2 separate regions of the Homo sapiens genome follow, and region 1 is linked to region 2. Evidence: chromatin contacts called from ENCODE Hi-C data. All regions are on one chromosome and are shown on one strand. Each heading gives the region's core, a stretch centred on a gene start or an enhancer-like site at or near the end of the contact. The rest is flanking DNA. Distances are from core to core; before and after follow the strand shown. Region 1 holds the start of FPASL (fibroblast proliferation associated lncRNA). Region 2 overlaps POR (cytochrome p450 oxidoreductase).

Region 1 (3,874 bases), core at 1,319-3,818, 350 kb before region 2:
GGGTACTTTTTTTGTCTTAAGAACTTTGCTTTCTCCTCCATTTAACCTTCTCACTGGTTCACTCTGTGTTTTTTTTTTTTTGTTTTTTTTTTGAGATGGAGTCTCGCTGTGTCACCCAGGCTGGAGTGCAGTGGTGCGATCTTGGCTCTCGGCAAGCTCCGCCTCCTGGGTTCACACCATTCTCCTGCCTCAGCCTCCCAAGTAGCTGGGACTACAGGCACCCACCACCACGCTCGGCTAATTTTTTGTATTTTTAGTAGAGACGGGATTGCACCATGTTAGCCAGGATGGTCTCGATCTCCTGACCTTGTGATCCACCCACCTCGGCCTCCCAAAGTGCTGGGATTACAGGCGTGAGCCACCACGCCCGGCTACTCTGTGCTCTTAAGCAACTACCAGCAGCAGAGCCTGTTACCTAAGCGGACAAGGCCAAAGCCACTGCTCTGAAAGGCCAGAGGGATTGGCCACTACCCATGGGGACCATCTTGTTTTCTGACTGGAGTCTTCTGGGCTCGGGGATTTGCCTCCTCAATCCTCTCCTGCCTCCCCTGGATGGGAAAAGTACAGTATTAGGTGGTTTAATAAGCACTGGCTTTGACTCACATCCTCACTTGGCCCACTGGGTCCTGGTGGTCTGCAGCTGTTCTGCCCCTATGCCTGGGGGAGGTGGGGAGACAGCACAGCCCACCTTATTCACTAGAGTTAACTCAGGAACCAGAAGCATGCCTGAGACACTTCTTTCATACTGGATCTACACTAGGGGAATCACAATCTTGGTGTTAAATTAGTTCTTCCCACTGTGGTCGGCAAATTACCCTACCACTCATTGGCTTGTAGGAGCTGAGAAGATAAATGAAAGCCTTTTTTTTTTTTGAGACGGAGTCTCGCACTATTGCCCGGGGTTGGAGTGCAATGGCGTGATACCAGCTCACTGCAACCTCCGCCTCCTGGGTTCACGTTGATTCTCCTGCCTCAGCCTCCCGAGTAGCTGGGATTACAGGCATCCACCACCATGCCTGGCTAATTTTTTTGTATTTTTAGTAGAAACAGGGTTTCACTATGTTGGCCAGGCTGGTCTTGAACTCCTGACCTCGTGATCCGCCCGCCTTGGCCTCCCAAAGTGCTGGGATTACCAGGCATAAGCCACCGTGCCTGGCCACAAGAAAGCCTCTTTTTACTCACTTAACCTGAAGCCAGATTTTAGAGATGAGGTTTCATTGGTTGTCAGTTTTTTTGTTTTGTTTTGAGACAGGATCTCGCTCTGTTGACCAGGCTGGAGTGCAGTGGTGCAGTCATAGCTCACTGCAGCCTCCACCTGCTGGACTCAAAGCAATCCTGTTTCAGCGTCCCAAGTAGCTGGGCTATCTGGCCTGGCTAATTTTTAAATTCTTTTTGTAGAGACTGGGTTTTACTATACTATGTTGCCCAGGCTGGTCTTGAACGCCTGGGCTTAAGCGATCCTCCTGCCTCGGTCTCCCAAAGTGTTGGGATTACAGGTGTGAGCCACCATGCCCAGCTGGGTTATGTTCTTTAAAGCCAGATAGCAAACTCACTTTTTATTCCATTAGGTTTATCAAAGCAGACTGCCTTCCAAGAGACGGTATTTTTTAGTGTTAAGTTGACAAGGGGTTTTGCCTGCTAAGTTTGCCGAGTAAATCCTCGGACAAGGATTGTGGGTAGTGGGCAGACCAAGAGTGAGAAATATTCTCTTGCCCTAAATCAGGAGACTACATTAGAAACAGACAAGATAGACTCAGGAAATAAAGGCTAAAAGGTATGAAGGACAAGGCAGCTTGTAGCTGACTGCAAGCATTGTGGGGTGAGTCTTTTTTTCATGTAATCTCCCTAAATACCGTCCAAGTCTCCAAGGTCAAACAGATGCCACCTCCCGCTGCTGGGGCGGGGCCACATTGAGTAATAATCATTGCTCCCCGTGGTATGTTAGCACTTCGATTTCTTTCGCCTAGTGGCGACAGAGCCAAAATGAAACTGAGTAAGTACAAAACAGCAAAATAGCATTGGCCGCATCCCTCAGGGCCTCACGCACGCACCAGCCACAGCTGGTCTGGCCGCCCTGCCCCATTCCTTGAGCCACAAAATGCTGCAGTGATGCTGGTTTGCAAAGCCCCAGAGCTAGGTCGGGGGATTCAGCATCCCTCCCGGCCCAGGTCTGGGCCCCCTCCCTACCCCAACCTGGGGGCTCTTGCAGTAGGTCCCCTGCCGACCCTTCCCGGCTCTGAAGCTGGCTTTCCCGGGGATCGCCTCTTCCAGACCCCGGACTCCAACAGCGTCCTCGAGCCCAGCCACCCCCGCCTCCAACCCACCTGGGAGCTCCATCCTCGGCCCTATCTCTGAGCACCTCCCCTCCCCAAACGCCCAGACCCCCGGCCAAGGAAGCCTTTTGCTGCCTGCCGTCTCCCCGAGGGGCCTCCTTTGCATTGGCGAGCCGTTCGTCCCTGGCCCCGGCGTGCACTGGCGCGCCTCTGTCCCCCGGGTTCCTCGACGTAAGACAGGTTTCTAGGACGGTGCAGAGGCCAGGGCGCCCGGACTACGCGGAAGCCCGGATGTGGGCCGGGCGGGACCACGGCTGTGTATGTAGCCCCGCCCCGGGGGCGGCCGCCTTCCCCTCGGGCATGGCAAGAGCCAATCACAGGCCAGCGTGTCCCCGCTCCGCCAATGGTCGGACTGTTGCTAGGGCCTGGGTCCCTGCCCCGAAATCGGCCCGCTTAGCGGCCCCGGGGCTTCATTTGTTGCAGATCCCGCCCTCCAGCCACTGGGGAGCTTTTATCTCCCAACTTCACCCGCTTCTCTCTCCTCCGTCTTCCGCCTCCACCTTTGTTACGTGCTTGGGAGGATGGAGCCTTGGGCTCGTGGTGGGCCCTTGGTCCCACGCCTGCCCTTCAGTTTCTCCATCTGAATAATGACGTGATCTCTCGTGTCCCGGCCCGTACTGGTTGGCTATCCTTTCTTACCTACACATCTCTGCTTCTGAAAACAGCCCTGGGAGGTCTGCGTTGTTCCCAGATTGCAGAAGAGGAAACTCCTGGCCCCCGATGCACACAACAGCTGGGCGGTTTCTGGTGGCTACCTGGGTCTGACGGGTTCCATCACTTTACACGCGGGAGCCATGGTGCAACAGTGAGGGAGGGGGCAGATCTGGTGTCCTGGCGACACTGAGGCCAGGTCCTGCCTCTCTTTGGTATCCCAGGCCCTCCACAGCTAGGTCCCAACCTGCCTGTCCAACCTCCGCTGCCCTCATGCCCCAGGTGTTACAGCCCCATCAGCCTCCTGTGCGCCCTTCAAGGTCCTCTGCTCCAATACCCTTCCCTCCCACGGTCCTGATGATGATAACTGAATCGAACAGTGGCTGCCAGCCAGGGCCAGGGCCCTCCCCCATCATCAGTCCTGAAAGATGTCAGAAATGGAATAAAGACACCCAGTCTCCCCGCTTCCCATCTCCTGACATAGAGTTGTATAATCCCAGGCCGAGAGGGAGTTGAGTTGCCCAAGTCACTATCAAGGCTGGATTTAGGAATTAAAAATCAGCTCCAGTGAGGTTGCTGACTGTTTAGAAAGGTGGGATTTCTGTCGCTCAGCAATGTCTATTTTCTTTTTCTTTCTTTTTTAGAGACAAGGTGTCACTCTGTTGCCCAGGCTGTACTGGAGTGCAGTGGTGCAATCATAGCTCACTGGAGCCTCCAAATCCTGGGCTCTGAGTAGCTGAGACTATAGGTGTGCACCACCATACCCAGCTGATTTCTAAATTTTTTTTGTAGAAACAGTCTCACTGTGGTGCCCAGACTGGTCTCGAGTACCTGACCTCAAGCCTCAGCCTCCCAAAGTGTTGGGATTACAGGTGAAAACCACTGTGCCC
Region 2 (4,237 bases), core at 140-2,639:
AAAAAAAAAAGGAAGTCATGTCTGCGGAACAAAGCTCTTCTAGGCTCTAGAAGACAGCCTGCAGGTTGCTATGGCAGGGCTGCACTCCATAAAGGAAGCCACACTGATCCCACTGCCAGGGCGCCACACAATCACATTAAATTAAGTCTGGTCCCTGTCTTCCCCCACACAAAAGAATTGCGGGCAAACAGAGCTTAAGACACTGGGTCCATGTCAGCGGGAAGCATCCTGTGTGCCATGAAAGACACACCTTCCCCTCCCATCAGGGCAGTTGGGGAAATGCCTGGCAAGGTGGGCTCCGTTTGCAGTGGTGATGTTCTGTCTTGGGGAGCACCCTTCTGAGGTTCCCGAGTGCAAACAGCCCATCCGAAAGCCCAAGGCTCGGCGGAGTGCAGTGGCTCACACCAGTACAGCACTTTGGGAGGCCGAGGTGGGTGGACGCCATAGCTCAGGAGTTTGAGGCCAGCCTGGGCAACATGGCGAAACAGCCTGTCTCTACCAAAAATACAAAAATTAGCCGGGTGTAGAGGTGTGCGTCTGTGATCCCAGCTACTTGGGAGGCTGAGGTAGGAGGATCACTTGAGCCTGAAGGCTGAGGTGAAGGTTGCAGTGAGCCAAGATTGTGCCACTGCACTCCAACCTGGTTGACAGAGTGAGACCCTGTCTCAAGAAAAAACAAACAAAACCAGAAAGCCCAAGGCTCCAGCCGTACAGAGGTGGCAGCTGTCCCAGGCCTGGAGCACACAGACCACGTGGCTCCAGAACGGAGCATGAAAGGTTCCAATTAAGGCTCTCCACGCCTAAATTGGGAGCAGGAGTCTTTCTGGGTTCAGGATCAGAAGTCAGCTGTAGTCCACTGCGTGGGGAAGATGAGGGAGGGCGGGAAAAGCACTGAGTCACTTGGACCGAGATGAACCGAGATGTGCGGTTCATTTTGTTCCCGTCACAGGCGACGCTGAGGAACATTTCTGGAAACTGCAAATCCGGTTGGATTTTCTGCAGCGGACTCGATTTCTCCTGAGACTGTCCCCTGCCCTTAGCAACACATGGGGAAGCTGCTTTGGACCAGCTCCCTTTCAGAACCTAGCGTCTACTGCCAAGTTCTCCAGGCTCCAGGGTCATGGGTGCCCACGGCGAGAGAAGGGGTGGCGGCTGAGGCACAGAGGCACGATGGCAGCAGAGCTGGGGGCAGCCTGCTCTGGCAGGACGGAGAGTGGGCTCTGCTAGGCGGACCCAGATTTCTTGACCTTCAGAGCCTTGTGGCATGGGGCTAATGGTTGGAAACGCCAGTCTTTGGTGAAAACAGAAAGTGGTTTGCTGGAGCTCAGACAGAAGCCAGCAGCTGTCTCTGCGGACAGGGACTCTGATGAACACGTGGGGAGGGCAGCTGCTGGAGACAGCTGGCTACAGGCAGGGGGAGGTGAAAGCAGGTGTGAGTGGCCACAGGTCAGAGACAAAACAGGCGAAGGGAATGACTTCTTACTGAGTGCCTACTGCATGCTGGCTAGCATTCAAGAAGCTTTCTATTTTATTTTGTTTAATCCTCACCACCCTGTGCAGTGCGCAAGGGTTTCTATCCACCTTGACAAGGCAGTGAGGCTCAGGGTGGGTGAAGCGGTAATTCAACTCCAGGCCTGTGAAAGCTCCAGGGCCCAGTGGCCCAGCACCCGGGGTTCCTGTCTGCTCCCCAAGCAAGGTGCACCTCCCCCGGCTTTACCCTGTCTGCAGTGCGCCCCGGGCACGTTCAGGCAGCACATCTCACAGCCCTTCCCAAGGATCCTGGGGCCGTGTCCTCAGGATGCTCTAAGGCTCTGGTGGGCTGCCGCTCCCTCATTCCCCCCGACCATGTCCTCCAGCACGTGTTCACATCAGGACTCCGTGAGCAAGTCTGTGAAGCTCAGAAAGCCTGCTGTGCTGTTCCACACACGCAAAAGCCTTGATGCTCTTCTGACGACCTCAGCAGTGACCCTGAGCCAGGGGGTGGCCAGGACTAGGGCTAATTTTCCGGAGACAGAGAAGAGAAACTCAGGGTTATTCAGCCCATCGGTGACAGAAAGAAAAGGCCATACCCTCAGACAGTAAGATCATCTGATCTGGCACAAAGTGGCTCTGCTATTGTGTGCAATCAAAGGGGATGGAAAGGAGGGGTGGGCTGGGGTGGCCATGACAAGAGCTAGGGGTCCGAGGGAGCAAAAGCGTGGTGCAGGAAGCCCCAGGCTGGAATCCCAGCTCTCATGTGCTAACGTCAGCCTTGACCAGGTCACTCACCCTCTCCTGGGATCAGCACTGCCATTTGTAAAATGGAGATAAGAACATCACCTCTGGTGGGTGATGAGGGTCCCAGAATTATGTTTTCAAAAGCACTGGCTTGGAGCCCTTTCTCTGATCCACTGACACCTGCATTTGCACTCGGCTCTCCATCTGTGCCGAGCGGCCCTGGTCAATTTCTGCTAGGCTGAGGCCAGCAGCCTCCTGGCCCATCTTCCTGCTTCCAAGTCAGCTCCCTCCACTCCAGCTCCAAATGGCGCTTCATGGGGCCACCGCTCTCCAGACACCGCCATCCTACACAGGCTTCCCCAGCTCCCTGTTAGCGTCATCCACATATGTCATTTTTTTAAATTGATTTTTTAGTTTTTCTAGAGACGGGGTTCGCTCCGTTGCCCAGGCTGGAGTGCAGTGGCGTGACCACAGCTCACTGCAGCCTCCAACTCCTGCCTCAGCCTCCCAAAGTGCTGCGATGACAGGTCCACACCACCATGCCCAGCTAATTTTTGAATTTATTTTTAAGTTTTTGTAGAGTCGATGTCTTGCTATGTTGCCCAAGCTGGCCTTGACCTCCTGGCTTCAAGTGATCCTCTCGCCTCAGCCTCCCAAGTAGCTGGTATTACAGGTGTAAGCCACCATGCTCAGCTAAGATACGTATATCAGAACATCACACTGTATACTTTGAACTTACATAATTTTAAATATATGTATAAAATTTTTATTTGTCAATTATGTCATTTTAAAGCTGGGAAAAATAAAATTTACAAAGAAAGAAAAATGCTGGCCTGGTGCGGTGGCTCACACCTGTAATCCCAACACTTTGGAAGGCTGAGGCAGGCGGATCACCTGAGGTCAGCAGTTCGAGATCAGCCTGGCCAATATGGTGAAACCCCGTCTCTACTAAAAATACAAAAATTAGCCGGGTGTGGTGGCAGGCGCCTGTAATCCCAGCTACTCGGGAGGCTGAAGCAGGAGAATCGCCTGAAGCCGGGAGGCGGAGGTGGCAGTGAGCCGAGATTGCGCCATTGCACTTCAGCCTGGGGGACAGGAGCGAGACTTAGTCTCAAAAAGAAAAAAAGAAAAATGCTTAGGCTGGGCATGGTGGCTCACGCCTGTAATCCCAACACTTTGGGAGGCTGAGGTGGGTGGATCACTTGAGGTCAGGAGTTCAAGACCAGCCCGGTCAACATGGTGAAACCCCATCTCTACTCAAAATACAAAAATTAGCTGGGCGTGGTGGCAGGCACCTGTAGTCCCAGCTACTCAGGAAGCTGAGGCAGGAGAATCACTTGGACCCAGGAGGCAGAGGTTGCAGTGAGCCAAGATTGTGCCACTGAACTCCAGCCTGGGCCACAGAGTAAGACTCCATCTCAAAAAAAAAAAAGAAAGAAAGAAAAAGAAAAAAACTTAGATGCTCTGATAAATATATATAATTTTTGTCATTTATACCTCAATAAAGCTGGGGAAAAAAATCCATACCCCTTGGAAGGTCCCAAGGCCCTCTAAGATGCTCTCCTGTGTCAGCTCCCTCCATGACCTGACTTCCTTGGTGACCCCAACTCCTTTTATGACCTCTGACCCCCCACGACCCCTGACTCCCTTGGTGACCTGTGCCTGGGCTCTACCAGCATGTGGCTCCCTTGGAACAGCCCCGCGTGTCCTCACCTCCCAGCCTCCACACTTGGCCTCCTAGGCTCCTGTGGGGGCATCTCATCCCTGACACACCCCCAATGGGGGATACCCCTCCTCTGCATTCCCACCACCCCCAGGCCAGTAGAGCACATGTCCCACTGTGCCATCCACAGCTCCCTCTCCTGCACCCGACAGGGCCCAGTGAAGTCAGGAGGTCAGACAACATGCGCTCTGCACGGCAGTACCCGACAGTTCCCGACAGCCCATGTCTGGAGTTTCAAGCACTTGTCAGAGTGACAGAAACCTCCCCCATCTCATCAGGGACCAGGAAAGGAAGGAG

What was found. A loop is a pair of places that touch in the nucleus more often than their neighbours do. Pooled maps may share reads with other maps.
Region 1: a loop to region 2 is called in a pooled map, with 2.4 times the contacts of the local background. The contact joins the promoter of FPASL here to the enhancer-like site in region 2. A Hi-C loop is called at or near these places in 1 of 168 maps with a recorded cell type or tissue (sigmoid colon) and 4 of 50 pooled maps.

What each region holds. Positions count from the first base shown.
Region 1 is chr7:76,316,941-76,320,814 of GRCh38, reverse strand. It overlaps FPASL (fibroblast proliferation associated lncRNA), which reads right to left and starts at 2,568. Exons shown (of 2, transcript NR_186616.1): 1 at 368-2,568. RefSeq lists enhancers at 1,705-2,701, 3,050-3,229, 2,702-3,698 and a silencer at 2,530-2,769.
Region 2 is chr7:75,963,418-75,967,654 of GRCh38, reverse strand. The region is part of intron 2 of POR (cytochrome p450 oxidoreductase); the gene reads right to left. Among named protein-coding and RNA genes, the nearest start is that of SNORA14A, 22 kb to the right of the region's middle. RefSeq lists an enhancer at 57-936. Within about 2 kb of position 1,389, at least 19 of the 41 ENCODE cell types and tissues checked have a DNase peak (open chromatin) inside an H3K27ac peak, as active enhancers do; they include sigmoid colon, where a contact is called at or near this core.